Regions from separate parts of the Homo sapiens genome. Here region 1 is linked to region 2. A link is an interaction called in ENCODE POLR2A ChIA-PET data of the cell type or tissue named here. Cell type or tissue: PC-3. All regions are shown on one strand. Links, peaks and the distances in the headings refer to the core of each region. The heading gives the core; the rest is flanking DNA. Region 1 overlaps ARPC1A (actin related protein 2/3 complex subunit 1A). Region 2 holds the start of MYH16 (myosin heavy chain 16).

Region 1 (8,441 bases), core at 68-8,067, 58 kb after region 2:
CAGTCAGGAAGGTGTTTTTGTCCTGTTAGGGAGTGGGTAACTGTGGTTGTTGTCTTCCTTTTTTTTTTTTTTCCTGCAGCCTCGACCTCCTGGGCTTAACAGATCCTCCCACCTCAGCCTCCTGAGTAGCTGGGACTACAGGCGTGTGCCACCACACTGGGCTAATTTTCATTTATTTTTATTTACTTATTTTTGGAGATAGAGTCTCACTCTGTCACCCAGACTGGAGTGCAGTGGTGTGATCTTGGCTCACTGCAACCTCCACCTCCTGGGTTCAAGCGATTCTCCTGCCTCAGCCTCCCGAGTAGCTGTGACTACAGGCATGAGCCACTGCGCCTGGCTAATTTTTTTTTTTTTTTTGTATTTTTTGTAAAGACAGGGTCTCCATATGTGGCCCAAGCTGGTCTGGAGCTCCTAAGCTCAAGCTATCCTCCCACCTCGACCTCCCAAAGTGCTGGGATTTTGGGTGTGAGACACCACACCCAGCTTATATGGCTATTTTCTCCCACAAAGTATTCAGAGATCTTCTGGAGTTCATCTGTTAATCACAGTTAAAGGAAGGGACCATTTCGGAAAACTCCTATTTTGGACGCGGAGTGGTGATACTTTGATCTAGTTGTCTCATCCAATGCTGAAACAAATCCTATATAAAGAAGTTTAAAATGGTCTGCTGGTGAGGCTGGTGCCTGGACTGGAGCCTGTCTGAATGTTGAGGAGGGTGTGGTGACCTTGTTGGAGTACTTGATGTTGCTAGATTGGCTAATGAGAGTGATTAGGAACTAGGTGAATCACGGTCTTGAAAACTGACCCTAAACAGGGGACAGAAATGCCCACTTTTGTGGGCATTTTCAAGCTCCAAAGGAGTAGGGCCAAGAATTTATAGCATATGTCAACGTTTCCAAGCTCAGAGGAAACTAACTGGTGGGTTCTATGGTTGGTTTAAAAGCCTTGAGTTGGCCAGGTGCAGTGGCTCACGCCTGTAATCCCAACACTTTGAGAGGCTGAGGCGGGTGGATCACCAAGGTCAGGAGTTTGAGACCAGCCTGACCAACATGGAGAAACCCCGTCTCTACTAAAAATACAAAATTAGCCAGGCATGGTGGCACGTGCCTGTAATCCCAGCTACTCAGGAGGCTGAGGCTGGAGAATCGCTTGAACCCGGGAGACGGAGGTTGCGGTGAGCTGAGATCACACCATTTCACTCCAGCCTAGGCAACAAGAGCAAAACTCCATTTAAAAAATAGAAAAGCCTTGGGTCAAAGGGAGAAAGGGAACCTGCTGGCATGTATTTCAGGCTAGGCTCTGTACTACTTGCTTTCACATGTCTCATTTAATTCTCCTTGTGATCTCAGTGGTATATCCACTTTACAGAAGAAAAAAATGAGATTTAGAGATATCAAGTGACTTGCCCAGGGTTTCATAGCTAGTGTGTGTCAAAAGCCAGGGTTCAAACCCAGCCTCGGCTTCAGAGCCCATGGCTAGCCATACATCAGAATGACTCTGTACTCAGTGATAGATAAAGAAAAGGGGTGGGGGCCGGGCATGGTGGCTCATGCTTGCAATCTTAACACTTTGGGAGGCTGAAGTGGGCAGATCACTTGAGCCCAGGAGTTTGAGACCAGCCTGGACAACATAGGGAGACCCCTGTCTTTACAAAAAACTAAAAAATTAGCAGGGCATAGTGATGCATGCCTGTGGTCCCAGCTACTCAGGAGGCTAAAGTGGGAGGATGGCTTGACCCTGGGAAGCCGAGGTTGCAGTGAACTGAGATCACACCACTGCAGTCCAGCCTGGGTGACAGAGCAAGACCTTGTCTGAGAAAAAAACTCAGAGAGAGAGAAAAGGGATGAGGGGGGAGGGAGGGAGGAAAAGAAAAGGGATGAGGGGCAGGGCGCGGTGGCTCACGCCTGTAATCCCAGCACTTTGGGAGGCCGAGGCAGGCGGATCACGAGGTCAGGATATCGAGACCATCCTGGCTAACACGGTGAAACCCCATCTCTACTAAAAATACAAAAAAATTGGCCGGGTGTGGTGGCGGGCCCCTGTAGTCCCAGCTACTCGGGAGGCTGAGGCAGGAGAATGGCGTGAACCCGGGAGGCAGAGTTTGCAGTGAGCCGAGATCGTGCCACTGTACTCCAGCCTGGGCGACAGAGCGAGACTCCGTCTCAAAAAAAAAAAAAAGAAAATAAAGAAAAGGGATGAGGAGTTCCTGGCATTTTTATTTGTCCCCTTTTCTCCCTCTCTAGCTCTATTAAGACAAAGCTTTTCAGATTTCACTTAAACATTAACCATAGTTTAGAAATTATAATTATCACCCTATGACAGAAGGTACCCTTTCTTGGTACATAATTCAAGCTATTAGGAATTTCTTCTGCATTCACTGGGTTTCATGAATGCAAGTGGTGTTTGCTAGGTGCATTCTAAATTTGACAAACATGAGTGTTGTCTTGGCCTGCAGACTTAAAATAGCCACCTGATTATAAAAGAAGTACAGGTCTTAAGTGTATGTCCAAATATGGAACTTGAATGATATGGCAAAATTAGAAATGCAATTTTAGAAGTAATTACACTGTTGTGTAAATGGCCACCTCTTTTGAAGTCTTTGCTACATTGCTTATAAAACACTGAGTTGAACATGAGAAAGCCTTTTGTCTGCAGCTGTACTTTTCAACTGGACATGAACCATGTACTTTTATGGCACGTAGATATTCACATCAAATTTCTGATTTGCAGACCGATTTTATTTTTAGTTAACAAATAAGCTTATCAAATGTGGCTTTTGAACTAAAGCGCTTTTAATTAAGGAGTTATAACAGCATGTTATTTTGAGTAGCTGTTACTAAAATCTGTTGTGATGGAACAATTTGGAGTGAGCATCTGATATCAGAGATAAAGAGAGAAGCATGCAGTGAGCATCTGGAAGTTCTTGTAAAAAAAAAAAACAAATTAAACATTCTCATTTGAATGCATTTAAAATTTTTTTAAATTGCCAATTCCTAAGCTTTTTCTTTGTTAGTTGTAGTTTGCTTTCTCGACTGTATAAAAGAAAAAAGTAATGACTTAACTATCTTCACTCTTAGAATAGAATATGAAATGCTAGCATTTCTCTGCCAGTTCAAGGTATCAGATGTTTTTTATTTAAAGTTGCACTTACCTTTGGGTTCCCCCCCCCTTTTTGTTTGTTTGTTTGTTTTGTTTTGATACAGAGTCTCACTCTGTCACCTAGGCTGCAGTGCAGTGGCACCATCTTGGCTCACTGCAACCTCCGCCTCCCATGTTCAAGAGATTCTTGTGCCTCAGCCTCCTGAGTAGCTGGAATTACAGGTGCCTGCCACCATGCCCGTCTGATTTTTGTATTTTTAGTAGAGATAGGGTTTCGCCATGTTGGCCAGGCTGGTCTCGAACTCCCGACCTCAGGTGATCCGCCCACCTCGGCCTCCCAAAGTGCTGGGATTACAGGCTTGAGCCACCATGCCTGGCCTGGGTTCCTTTACAATTAGCAGAGGTGCTGCTTCTGCTTTCTGAGACTGATTTCTGCTTTGTCAGCTGAACTTTCATTGTTCACTTTACAACCTTCTAGTGGCCCTTCCATTCATTTCCTGCTTGCATCAGAATTCATATCTCACATTTCAGCCTCCACCCAAGGTTAACATGACACATACTTACGTGTGTTGAAACTTGAGTTTATTGTGAGGGTGCCTCCTGGAAATGATAAAGTTGGGGGTAGAGGAAGGCTGGCTGCTTTTTGAAAAATGTTCCCATTTCAGTTAATGGTTGCTTCTTCAAGTGTATCTAGATTTGGGTACCTATAAAATAGAGAATTTTTAATTTAATGTTTTGCAGATTCCTGCTTTTCATTTAGTTACAATTAAAAGTTTAAAAAGTATTATCACAAACGCCTACATACTCTTTGCCTAGATTCACCAGTTAGCATTTTGCCACATTCACATTCTATATATTTTCTGTCCTGAACTATTGAAAATAAGTTACAGTGGCTGGGCATGGTGACTCATGCCTGTAATCCCAGCACTTTGGGAGGCTGAGGCAGGTGGATCACTTGAGCCCAGTCAGAGCAGCCTGGGCAACATGGTGAAACCCCATCTCTACAAAAATTACCTGGGCTTGGTGGTGCATGCTTGTAGCCACAGCTACTCAGGAGGCTGAGGTGGGAGGATCACTTGAGGCCAGAAGACGGAGGCTGCAGTGAGCATAGATTGCACCACTGCCCTCCAAACCTGGGTGAGAGAGCAAGACCCTATCTCCCCTGCCCCCCACCCAAAAAAAGAAAAGAAGTTACAGAAGACATCATGATACTTCATCCCTGAACACTTCATCATTATCTTTGTCTCCTAAGAGCTAGGACATTCTCCTATCTAATGGCAATACCGTTATCACACCTAAGAAAATGAAAATAATTCCATATGTAATATCTAGTTTAAATTGTAATTTTCCCTGTTATACAAAATACATCTTTTCTGCCCATTTTTTAAAATGTGGATTATGGGCCAGGCACAGTGGCTCACACCTGTAATCTCAGCACTTTGGGAGGCTGAGGAGGGCGGGTCACTTGAGGCCAGGTGTTCAAGACCAGCCTGGCCAACATGGTGAAAGTCCATCTCTACTAAAAATACAAAAATTAGCTGGGCCTGGTGGTGCACACTTGTAATCCCAGCTACTCAGGAGGCTGAGGCAGGAGGATCACCTGAGTCCAGGAAGTGGAGGTTGCAGTGAGCTGAGATGGTGCCACTGTACTCCAGTCTGGGCAACAGAGTGAGACTCTGTCTCAAAAAAAAGAAATTATATTATAATCAACTTTCACTTATCAAATTTGGTTTTCATAGCTCTCTAGAACAGTTCTCATCCTGCCTCCATATTGCCTTTTTGGAATAGTCCAGGCCAGTTCTTCTATAGAATGGCACACACCCTGGCTTTAACTGTTTATTTCCTCCTTGTGTTGCTTGACTAGTTCCTTTATCCTTTATTTCTTGTAAACTGAAAATTAGATCTGAATCTTGATTGGATTTAGAGTAAATATGTTTGGCATAGAGACTTCATTGGTAGGTTGACCATATTCCCAGGTTTCTCCAGGATAGCCCTGTGACCTGTTGTGTTGGCATAATTATTATTTATTTTTGCTCTCAGAAGTGTTCTGGTTTGGATGGTACGTTAAGTCACTATTTATAAGTGACGATGTGTACTTCATGTGGACTGCCATCAGGAGGCCCATCCAGTTAGATTGATCCACTATTTATAACATGGTGATTACGTGGTGATTGCCAGATTTCTTCAACGTAAAGGCATCTTTTTCTCTTTGTAGTTAATAAGCAATCTGTGGGATGATAATTTGAGACTAGGAATATCCTGTACCCATGGTTTAAGAGTCCATTGACGACCCTGAACAGAATAAATTCCACATTAGTTGTTACAATGCTAGATTTATTCAGATGGTTAAGTTTTGACAATGAGATAGATTTTTTTTTTTTTTTTTGAGACAGAATCTCACTGTGTCGCCCAGGCTGGAGTGCAGTAGCGCGATGTCGGCTCACTGCAAGCTCCACCTCCCAGGTTCGCCATTCTCCTGTCTCGGCCTCCCAAGTAGCTGGGACTACAGGCGCCCGCTACCATGCCCGGCTAATTTTTTGTATTTTTAGTAGAGACGGGGTTTCACCGTGTTAGCCAGGATGGTCTGGATCTCCTGACCTCGTGACCTGCCTGCCTTGGCCTCCCAAAGAAAGTTCTGGGATTAGAGGTGTGACCACCATGCCCGGCCTTTTTTTTTTTGAGACAGAGTCTCGCTCTGTCGCCCAGGCTGGAGTGCAGTGGCATGATCTTGATTCACTGCAACCTCTGCCTCCTGGATGCAAGCAATTCTCCTGCCTCAGCCTCCCGAGTAGCTGGAACTAGAGGCGTGTGCCACCACGCCCAGCTAATTTTTGTATTTTTAGTAGAAACTGGGTTTCACCAGGTTGGCCAGGCTGGTCTTGAACTCCTGACCTTGTGATCCACCTGCCTTGGCCTCCCAAAGTGCTAGTATTACAAGCGTGAGCCACCGTGCCTGGCCAGATTATTTTTTAATGGGAGGACAATGTTTTATTTATTTCCGAACATCTTAAGATCCTCAGGCAACTTAAACATTGGTTACTTGCCTTTTCCCTATTGTATAAAATGCTTTTTGTTATTGTTCATTGCAGCTTTCTCTCCTTTGAAAACACTAAGAATAATGTCACTGCATCAGTTTTTACTAGAGCCAATCACCTGTCATGCCTGGAACAGGGATCGTACTCGTAAGTATTTTATTAACTTTGCTTTTGTATTTTGGTACCTTTGGTACATTTCATCTTTAGACACATTTAGGGCTCACATATCTCAGTATCACATGTGCAAAGAACATACATCTATTATATACATTCAGAAGGGAACTAAGTCAGTCCTTTGGTTTACAGATAGATAAACTGAGGCCCAGAGTGAAGGAAGGGCTTTGCAGAGGTTACATACCAAGTTCACATTTAGTCAGAGCACTAGGACCTAGAATAAGCTGTTTCAGAGACAAGTGGTTTGCTCCTGAGCTACTCAGAGCATTATTAACTAGTATTTACTATGTTATTCTTAGTCAGCTTGAGTTTCTAGTTTTCTAGCTCCAGCAAACTAGAAAGGGATGGAGAATGCTCTTAGAAGTAGGCACAGTTCAGCAAGCAAAGTGACAGATAATATGACAAGATGAGGCTGGGTGCAGTGGCTCCTGCCTGTAATCCCAGCACTTTGGGAGGCCAAGGCAGGCAAATATCTTGAGCTCAAGAGTTCAAGACCAACCTGAGCAACATGGGGAAACCCTGTCTCTACGAAAAAAAATAGAAAAACTGTGTGTGTGTGTACACACACACACACACACACACACACATATATATGTATTTTTTTTTTTTGAGACAGAGTCTCGCTTTGTCACAAGGCTGAGCATGGAGGCTCATGTCTGTAATCCCAGCACTTTGGGAGACCGAGGCGGGCAGATCATTTGAGGTCAGGAGTTCGAGATCAGCCTGGCCAACATGGTGAAACCCCATCTCTACTAAAAATAAAAAAAATTAACCAGGTGTGGTGGTACCTGCCTGTAATCCCAGCTACTCAGGAGGCTGTGGCAGGAAAATCGCTTGAATCCGGGAGGCAGAGGTTGCAGTGATCTGAGATTGTGCCACTGTACTCCAGCCTGGGTGACAGGGCAAGACTCTCTTTCTCAAAAAAAAAAATAATAACAATAATAATTAAATAATAAAAACACAGAAAGAGCAGGATTGGGGAGAAAAAGTCCAATTTCGCTTATTTTTCTTTTGTTGCTTGTACTTCTGCTGTTGTATCAAAGAAACCATTGCATAATCCAGGATCACAACAATGTGTGCCTATGCCTGTGTTTCCTTCTAAGAGTCTTAAAGCTTTAGTCCTTTTATGTAGGACTTTGGTCCATTTTGAGTTAATTTTTGTGTATCCTGTAAGATAGGGTTCCTTTTGTATGTAGATATCCAGTTTTCATTTTTTTCTTCTTTTTTTCTGTGTTTATTTATTTATTTATTTATTGAGACAGAGTCTTGCTCTGTCATCCAAGCTGGAGTGCAGTGGTGCAATCTCGGCTTACTGCAACCTCCGCCTCCCAGGTTCAAGTGATTATCATGTCTGAGCCTCCCAAGAAGCTGTGATTACATGCATGCGCCACCACACCTGGCTAATATTTTTTTTTTTGAGACGCAGTCTCGCTCTGTCGCCCAGGCTGGAGTGCAGTGGCACAATCTTGGCCCACTGCAAGCTCCGCCTCCGGGGTTCACACCATTCTCCTGCCTCAGCCTCCTGAGTAGCTGGGACTACAGGCACCAGCCACCATGCTCGGCTAATTTTTTTTGTATTTTTAGTAGAGACAGGGTTTCACCTGTTAGCCAGGATGGTCTCAATCTCCTGACCTCGTGATCTGCCCGCCTTGGCCTCCCAAAGTGCTGGGATTACAGGTGTAAGCCACTGCGCCCGGCCCACACCTGGCTAATTTTTGTATTTTCAGTAGAGACAGGGATGCGCTATGTCACCCAGACTGGCCTCGAACTCCTGGCCTCCAGCAATCCACCTGCCTTGGCCTCCCGAAGTGCTGGGATATACTTAGTGGGCATGAGCCACCACACCGGCCAAGATAATCGAGTTTTTCCTGCACCTTTTGTTGAAAACTATCCTCTCTGTTTTATTGCCTTGGCCCCCTTTTTGAAAATCAACTGACTGTAAAGATGAGAGTTTATTTCTGGACTCTCAATTCTATTCCATTGTTCTTTATGTTTATCCTAATTTCAGGACCAGTCTGTCTTGATTACTATAGCTTGGTGGTAAGTTTTGAAATCAAGAAGTGTAAGTTCCAACTTTGTTCTTTTCAAGATTATTTTGGTTATTGTGTCGCTTGCATTTCCATATGAATT
Region 2 (8,441 bases), core at 131-8,130:
ATAAAGCCAGCACCCTGTGAACCCACTGAAAAGCCCAGAATGTCAACCTTTCATGTCTTTCCTCTCCCATCCCCTCCCTACCCCCAGGAGTAACCCTGTCTTGAATTTTGACATGAACCATTCTCTTTTTTTTTTTTTTTCTTAAGAGACATGGTCTTGCTCTGTCGCCCAGGCTGGAGTGCAGTGACACGATCACAGCTCACTGTGGCTTCAAACTGTTGGGCTCAAGCGGTTCTCCCACCTCAGCCTCTCGAGTAGCTGGGACTACAGGTGCACACCTCCACATCTGGCTAATTTTTGTATTTTTTATAGAGATGGGGTCTCAATATGTTGCCAAGGCTGTTCTCCAACTCCTGGGCTCAAGTGATCCTCCCACCTCGGCCTCCCAAAGTGTTGGGATTACAGGCATAAGCCACACCACCTGGCTTATTTCCTTACCTTTCAAAAATAGCTTTAGCACATATGCCTGCAGGTCGTGCTTGGTTTTGAGCTTCATGGAAGTATCATACTTGACACACCCTTCCGTGACATTCCTCCATGACGTGCTTTTATCGCTTTGCCATGTTTCTAAGCTTCATCCTCATTGGTACGTGACATTGTCACTGCCACACTGTACTGCAGTGCTGCTGTGAACATCCTTGCTCATGGTCCTGTGCAGGAATTTCTCTAGAACAAAGTTCTCAACCTTGGCTATACATTAGACTCATCTGGGGACACTTTTTTTTTTTTTTTTTTTTTTTTTTGAGACGGAGTCTCACTCTGTTACCCAGGCTGGAGTGCAGTGGCACTGTCTTGGCTCACTGCAACCTCCGCCTCCCGGGTTTAAGCGATTCTCCTGCCTCAGCCTCCCGAGTAACTGGGATTACAGGCACCTGCCAGCATGCCTGGCTAATTTTTTGTATTTTTAATAAAGACGGGGTTTCACCACGTTGGCCAGGCTGGTCTTGAACTCCTGATCTGCCCGTCTCAGCCTCCCAAGGCACTGGGATTACAGGTGTGAGCCATCGTGCCTGGCCTGGGGGGATTTTTAAAACATCAACAGGCAGGGCATGGTGGCTCATGCCTATAATTCCTGCATTTTGGGAGGCTGAGATAGGAAGATCACTTGAGTCCAGTAGTTCAAGGCCAGCCTTGGTTATGGGCAACATAACCAGACCTCATCTCAGAAAAAAAAATTTTTTTTTTTTTTTTTTGAGACTGTCTTGCTCTGTTGCCCAGGCTGGAGTGCAGTGGCGTGATCTCGGCTCACTACAAGCTCCGCCTCCCGGGTTCACGCCATTCTCCTGCCTCAGCCTCCTGAGTAGCTAGGACTACAGGCGCCCGCCACCACGCCCGGCTTTTTGTATTTTTAGTAGATATGGGGTTTCACCATGTTAGCCAGGATGGTCTCGATCTCCTGACCTCATGATCCACCCACCTCGGCCTCCCAAAGTGCTGGGATTACAGGCATGAGCCACTGCGCCCAGCCGAAAAAAATTTTTTTAATTAGCTGGACATGGTGGCACATGCCTGTAATCCCAAGCACTTTGGGAGGCTCAGCCTGGATAACATAGTGAGACCCTATCTCTACAATAATAATAATAAATTTAGCCAGGCATGGTGGCATGTGCCTGTAGTCTCAGCTACTTGGGAGACTGAGATGGGAGGATTGCTTAAGCTCGGGAGGTTGAGGCTGCAGTGATCCGTAATCGCGCCACTGCACTCCAGCAAAACAAACAAACAAAAACCCTTCTTTGATTTAAAACTCCCCCAAGTGGCTGCCATCGGTGACAGCCGGGCTTTTTCAAAGGCGTGCGGTCTTTCCCCAGGTGTTCTTCCGTGCGGGCATCCTGGCCAGGCTTGAGGACATGAGGGACGAGCGTCTGGCCAAGATCATGACGATGCTGCAGTGTCGGCTTCGGGGCTTCCTCATGAGGGTGGAGTTCAAGAAGATGCTGGAACGAAGGTAGCACTCACAAACACCGACAGGAAGGCCCAGAGGAGCCACACGCACTCAGGGCCAGCTCCACTGGCCATGCTGCGTGGTGGGCCAGGGGTGGATGCCAATGTCTTGCTGGCACAAAGAACCCTGTGTGGCTGGCCAGGTGCGGTGGCTCATGCCTGTAATCCCAGCACTTTGGGAGGCTGAGGCGGGCGGATTGCCTGAGGTCGGGAGTTCAAGACCAGCCTGGCCAACATGGTGAAACCCCATCTCTACAAAAAATACAAAAATTAGCTGGGCGTGGTGGTGGGCACCTATAATCCCAGCTACTGGGGAGGTTGAGGCAGGAGAATCGCTTGAATCCGGGAGGCGGAGGTTGCAGTGAGCTGAGATCGTGCCATTGCACTCCAGCCTGGGCGACAGAAGCAAAACTCCGTCTCAAAAAAATAAAAAGAACCCTGTCTCTCAGAGCTGCCGCAACCAAGTTCACACACTGGGTGGCTTCAAACAACAGGAATTTTTAAAAATTTTTTTACTGATACCTAATAGCTATGCATATTTTAGGTTTTATGTGATAACTTGATACATTCATATAATAAAATCAGGATAACTGGGATATCCATCGCCTTAAATTTTATTTTTGAGTGGGGGATGGGGTCTTGCTCTGTAGCCCAGGCTGGAGTACAGTGGTGCGATCATAGCTCACTGCAGCCTCAACCTCTTGGGCTTGAGTGATACTCCCACCTCAGCCTCCTGAGTAGCTAGGACTACAGGTGCACTGTACCACACCTGGCTAATTTTTTTTTTGGTAGAGACAAGGTCTCCCTATGTTGCCTAGGCTCATTTCAAACTCCTGGGCTCAAGCAATCCACCTGCCTCAACTTCTCAAAGTGTTAGGATTACAGGCGTGAGCCACTGCGCCCAGCCCATCTTCCCTCTTTTTATATGGACACCAGTCATTGAATTAGGGTCCACCTTACTCCAGTATGACCACCTCATCTTAACTAGTTACATTTGCTGAGACCCTATTCCCAAACAAGGTTCCCTTCCTAGGTATTGGGTGTTAGGACTTCAACGTATCCTTTCGGAGGACACAGCTTAACCCCTAACAGGAAACAACTAATATAAACCCTCTCTTTATAGTTTCAAGTCATGTCACAGCCTTCCTCTTACTTGATTCACATAATGATGCTATGAGAGGGGCATGGTAGGGCCAGCACCCCCACTTTACAGATGTGGAAACTGAGGTCTGAGAGGTTAAGGAACTGGGGCAGGTTCATGCAGAGCCAGGATTAGAACTCAGCAATTCTCACTCCACATCCCTGCCCTTGGAACCATGTTTTTCAGCCATCTCCCTAACCTGGTAATTTTTAAAGGGCTGGGTCTGGCCAGGTGTGGTAGCCCATACCTGTAATCCCAGCACTTTGAGAAGCCAAGGTGGGAGATCACTTGAGCTCAGGAGTTTGAGACCAGCCTGGGCAACAGGAGATAGGGAGACCCCATCTCTACAAAAAAAAACAGAAACAAAAAATTCGCAGGTGGTGGTGCATGCCTGTAGTCCCAGCTACTTTGGAGGCTGAGGCAGGAGGATTGCTTGAGCCAGGGAGTACAAAGTTCCAGTGAGCCATAATTGCACCATTGCACTCTAGCCTGGGCAACAGAGTGAGACCCTGTCTCAAAAAAAAAAAAGGTAGGTCCATCCCAGATGACCTGTGATTCACTCTATTTCTTTGTGGTCATAGAATTAGTAATGAATTCCTGTTCCCATCAGCAGGCCACCTGCAGCCCTGGACTGAAGGCAGGGATACCAGTTAGGGGCTGATGTGAGGGATCTTGGCCTGATTCAGCCCAGGGCCTTGGTGCACAGGAGGTCCTCAATAAATGGCAGTTGAGTGAAGCTGCAGGGAACAAGAAACGGGCAGATTCCAGCAACTTTGCAGATCCATGGGATTTGGAGACTAATGGGTGATTTCTGGTGGAGGAGGGAAAATGCAGGAGTCAATGACTGGTATGTCTCAGCCTTGTGCCATCTGGGAGGGACCTGGTTCCATCAGGTTTCACCTCAGCTCCCTTATCGTGCTGCTAAGCTCTGACCCCAACGTGAGTCTCCCTGCCGCAGACCACATGGGCAATGCTGGGTCTCGAGAAGGCACTTTGGTGTCTGAACAAGGTAGATCTGCTGGCTTCTATTCCCAGGCCCCACCCCTTCCCCAGGGAAGCCAGGTCCTAACACCTTCATTGTAACCCACTCAACCCTGGATTCTTTTCGCAGAATGGGCCTGAAAGTCATTCAGCAGAACGTGCACAAGTTCCTGCAGCTCCGTTTCTGGGGCTGGTGGAAGCTGTACAACAAGGTGAGGGCCGAGGGGCCAGGCCAGGGGGGACTGCTGCTGCCTATGGGCTGGGGGAGGGCTTGATCCTGGACAGAGATGCCCCTCGGGAGTGAGAGGCTGCAAGAACAGTTTGAAAATGAGGGCACCTTAGAGACAAAAATCTAGCCTCTGTCCAGACAGGGACTAATTCCTCCCTAAGAAAAATCATGGGGCGGGCACAGTGGCTCACACCTGTAATCCCAGCCCTTTGGGAGGCTGAGGCAGGAGGATTGCTTGAGGCCAGGAGTTTGAGACCAGCCTGGGCAACACAGTGAGACCCCATTTCAAAAGAAAAGAAAGGAAGAGAGAGAGGAAAGTAAGAAAGAGAGGAAAGGAAGGGAGAGAGGAAAGGAAGGGAGAGAGGAAAGGAAGACAGAGAGGAAAGGAAGGGAGAGAGGAAAGGAAGACAGAGAGGAAAGGAAGGGAGAGAGGAAAGGAAGGGAGAGATGAAAGGGAGAGAGGAAAGGAAGGGAGAGAGGAAAGGAAAGGAGAGCAAGTGTCTTTCTGCCTTCCATCTCATCCCTCAAAATAAAATCCACTTAAGATGGAGAGCGCCATACCACCCCCACCAAAAAAAGTGAGCTTGATTATTGACTCCTTGCCCCTGGGCATGTTGAGGCATCTTCAACTCCAGTGAGTTCTTGGCTTAGAGCTGGGGGAACCTCAGGAAATGATAAGGTCCGACCTCTCATTTCCTGTTCTTCCGAAACAGCAATGAGTATGGTATGTGAGTCAGCCAGGTGGTGGGACCCACAGAGGTCCCAAGCAGCCAGGCCACCCTCAACCAAGGCAGGAGGCCACCAGCCATGGCACTGCACATGGGTCCAATCATGCCTGTGCTGGGGCCACCATTAAGAGGGACATGTCTCTGGGCACCAGAAGAGGGAGTCAGGCACCAGGCAGCTATGTTCAGGAGAAAGGAGGACCCGCAGAGGGTGGGGACAGGCTCTGAGTCATCTCGGGTGGCCCTGAGTCCTCCATAGCTCACAAGGAAGTTTCTTTACACTCCCCCATGGGAAAGAACTAGCTAACAATCAGCACCCACCACAGATGGAAAGGGAGGAATAGTAAGTTCTGCTTCCCCAAATGTATCCACACACAGGCCGGCCCTGGAGGACCTGGGATTGGAGAGGAATCTAGGTGAGCATGTCTCAAAGGCCAGGCGTTGCCGGTGCCGCCTGGCTTTCCCCGCCTGTTCCATGACTCACCTTTCTTTACATTAATTCACTTTTTTTTTTTTTTTTTTTTTTGAGACGGAGTCTCACTCTGTCACCCAGGCTGGAGTGCAGGGGCACAATCTCAGCTCACTGCAACCTCCGCCTCCCGGGTTCAAGTTATTCTCCTGCCTCAGCCTCCTGAGTATCTGGGATTACATGCATCTGCCACCCTACCTGGCTAATTTTTGTATTTTTAGTAGAGACAGGGTTTTACCATGCTGGCCAGGCTGGTCTCAAACTCCTGACCTCAGGTGATCCACCCGCCTTGGCCTCCCAAAGTGCTGCTGGGATTATAGATGTGAGTCATTGCACCTGGCCTCGCTTTTTTATTTTGGAAAAAAAAAATTTTTTTTTGACACAGGGTCTCACTCTGTTGCCCAGGCTAGAGTGCAGTGATGCAATCATAGCTCACTGCAGCCTCTAACTCCGGGCTCAAGCGATCCTTCCACCTCAGCCTCCCGAATAGCTCAGACTATAGGTGTGTGCCACCATGCCCAGCTAATTTTTAATTTTTGTTTTTGAAGAGACAGGGTCTTGCTATGTTGCCCAGGCTGGTCTCAAACTCCTGGCCTCAAGCAATCCTCCCACCTCAGCCTCCCAAATGGCTGAGATTACAGGTACACAGCGCCCGCCCAGCTCATTTTTAAATTTTTTGTAGAGACAGCGTCTTGCTACATTACCCCAGCCAGTCTCAAACTCCTGATCTCAAGTGATCCTCCCCAGCCTCCAGGAATTACAGGCGTGAGCCACTGTGCCCAGCCACAACTTTTACTTTAAAAGGAAACTTTGTAGTCTTACCTGCTTTAATCTCATCCTAAGCAAATGTTACCCACAAAATTGTGGATTTGAGTTTTCATTTTTTAAATTGCCTATTAAAGTAACTATGTCACAACTCTAATCAAAGGGTGTCTATGCTTGAATGCATCTCACCAGATCCCTTGGTATACAATTAGACTCTGGGAAGACCCAGGCCAATGGCCTTTAAGGTTCCTTCTGAGCAAGACATGGTAGCAACAGCTGTAAACTCCCCTGCTTGTTACTAATTAGACCTGACAGAACAAGGTCCTGTTCTAATTAGTTTTTCTTGTTGTTGAGACAAAATCTTGCTCTGTTGCTCAGGCTGGAGCGCAGGGGCATGATCTGGCTCACTGCAACCTCCGCCTCCCGGATTCAAGCGATTCTCCTGCCTCAACCTCCCGAGTAGCTGGGATTAAGGCGCCTGCCACCACGCCTAATTTTTTGTATTTTTAGTAGAGACGGGATTTCACCATGTTGGCCAGGCTGGTCTTGAACTCCTGACCTCAGGTGATCTGCCCGCCTTGGCCTCCCAAAGTGCTGGGATTACAGGCGTGAGCCACTGCGCCCGGCCTTTTTAGTTTTTGTTGTTGTTGTTCTAAATCCTCTCCTCTTAGTATTCTAACTAAGCTCTAATATTATTTAACAAAGCCAGATAGGCTGGGTCAATGAAAAAACACTTGTAGTAGGTTTCCATTGAATAAAAAGTGCTACACAGCGGCAAAGTATGGTGGTTACTGCAACCTTTTCATGCCAGCTTTGCCACTGTGACATCTCAGATTCTCAACAGCCAGGCTGGCAATGAACGAGGTTTATCTGTTATCTTTCAAAAGAGGCGCAGGCTGTCCCTCCTCCCAAATCCATGTCTAGGGCATTTTCCCTCCTGGGAAATGTATCTATTGACTATGTATCTATTGTATCTATGGTATAATGTTTCTGTGGTTCCCAGGGGACCTGCCCCACCAGCTCTGCTAGGTGCTTTAGGAACCCCAAAGGGATGGGAGGGAGGTCTTTGAGGGGCTTGCAGATGCAGGGCAGAATACAGGTGGTAGGACCGGACGGAGCCTGGCGCTCCAGTGCAGGTGAGAAGGGCCAAGTGCACAGAGAGGTCCCGATGGGTGCTGCGGGTGCAGAGCACGAGCAAATGCTCCCGGCTGAATGGCAAAGAAGGCCCAGCCCTATAGACACAGGTGCAGGGGCACTGGCCATGGTGGGAAGTATCAGCTGACACAGTGCAGGAGGAGGGCAGGGGCTACATTGTGGAAGGCCTGCAAGGCCAAGTCGAGAGGTGTGACTTCATGTTAGACAGAAGATGAAAGGAGTGAGAGAGAGAGAGGGAGAGTAAGAGATGGAGAGAGACACACACACATAGAGAAAAACAAAGAGAAAGACACAGAAAATGAGAGAGAGAGAGACAGCACAACAGAGAGACAGGCAGAGAGAGAGACAGAGATAAGAGAGACAGAGATGAGACAGAGAAAGAGACAGAGAGAAAGACAGAAACAGAAACACGGAGAGAGAAAAAGAGAGAGCAGAGCAACAGAGACTGAGAAGAGAGGCAGAGATAGGAATGGCATGAGAGAGACACAGAGAGAGAGAGAGACACAGAGAGAGAGAGAGAAACAGTGGGCGAGTGAGAGAGACAGCAAAATGAGGCAGACAGAGACAGAAACAGAGAGCCAGAGGTGGGAGGACTCAGTAGGGAAGGAAGGAGGGAGGGGACCCCAAGGCTGTGCATTTCACTGGGGCTCCTGGTGTCTACACAACATGCAGAACAGATGTAAGCCTTGGGTCACCCAGATGCCGAGGACACCTAACTCCATGTCCCTCAGGATTAAAGAGCATCCTAAGAATTGTCCTAGGGGAGGATGGGCCTTCTCTGTTGAGGCCAGGGATGCTTTACACAAGGAGCTCAGCCTGGTGGCATCTGTGGAGAGGGACCCCACCCGCAGAGCTACAGCAAGAGCTGCTTCCCACCACAGTGGTGCTGTGAGGTCACGCCTGAGGCAGAGACTCCACAGCCCTCCGTCTACCCCCCAGCAAACCCCATTCTCCTAACACTCTTTGGTGTTGCTCATTGCCCAGGTCAAGCCACTCCTGAATGTGGCTCGGCAAGAAGAGGAGATGAAGGCCAAG

Evidence for each region. Peaks named below come from ENCODE experiments on the same cell type or tissue, not always from the same donor. Only the 100,000 strongest peaks of a DNase experiment are listed, where the experiment ranks them.
Region 1: POLR2A ChIA-PET joins it to region 2 with 20 read pairs; 7 of 35 experiments call an interaction of 5 or more read pairs at or near these places.

The regions. Positions count from the first base shown.
Region 1 is chr7:99,327,134-99,335,574 of GRCh38, forward strand. It overlaps ARPC1A (actin related protein 2/3 complex subunit 1A), which reads left to right. Exons shown (of 10, transcript NM_006409.4): 2 at 6,192-6,284. The coding sequence starts at 6,221. Among named protein-coding and RNA genes, the nearest start is that of ARPC1A, 5.5 kb to the left of the region's middle. In PC-3, for the core only: no CTCF peak of the experiment used is centred there; a DNase peak (open chromatin) is centred at 3,628; H3K4me3 peaks cover 3,501 bases; H3K27ac peaks cover 4,160 bases.
Region 2 is chr7:99,269,149-99,277,589 of GRCh38, forward strand. It overlaps MYH16 (myosin heavy chain 16), which reads left to right and starts at 3,691. Exons shown (of 24, transcript NM_001431356.1): 1 at 3,691-3,929; 2 at 4,194-4,275; 3 at 8,391-8,441. The coding sequence starts at 4,195. In PC-3, for the core only: a CTCF peak has its summit at 5,169 (motif pointing right); DNase peaks (open chromatin) are centred at 3,713, 4,993 and 5,323; H3K4me3 peaks cover 340 bases; H3K27ac peaks cover 3,495 bases.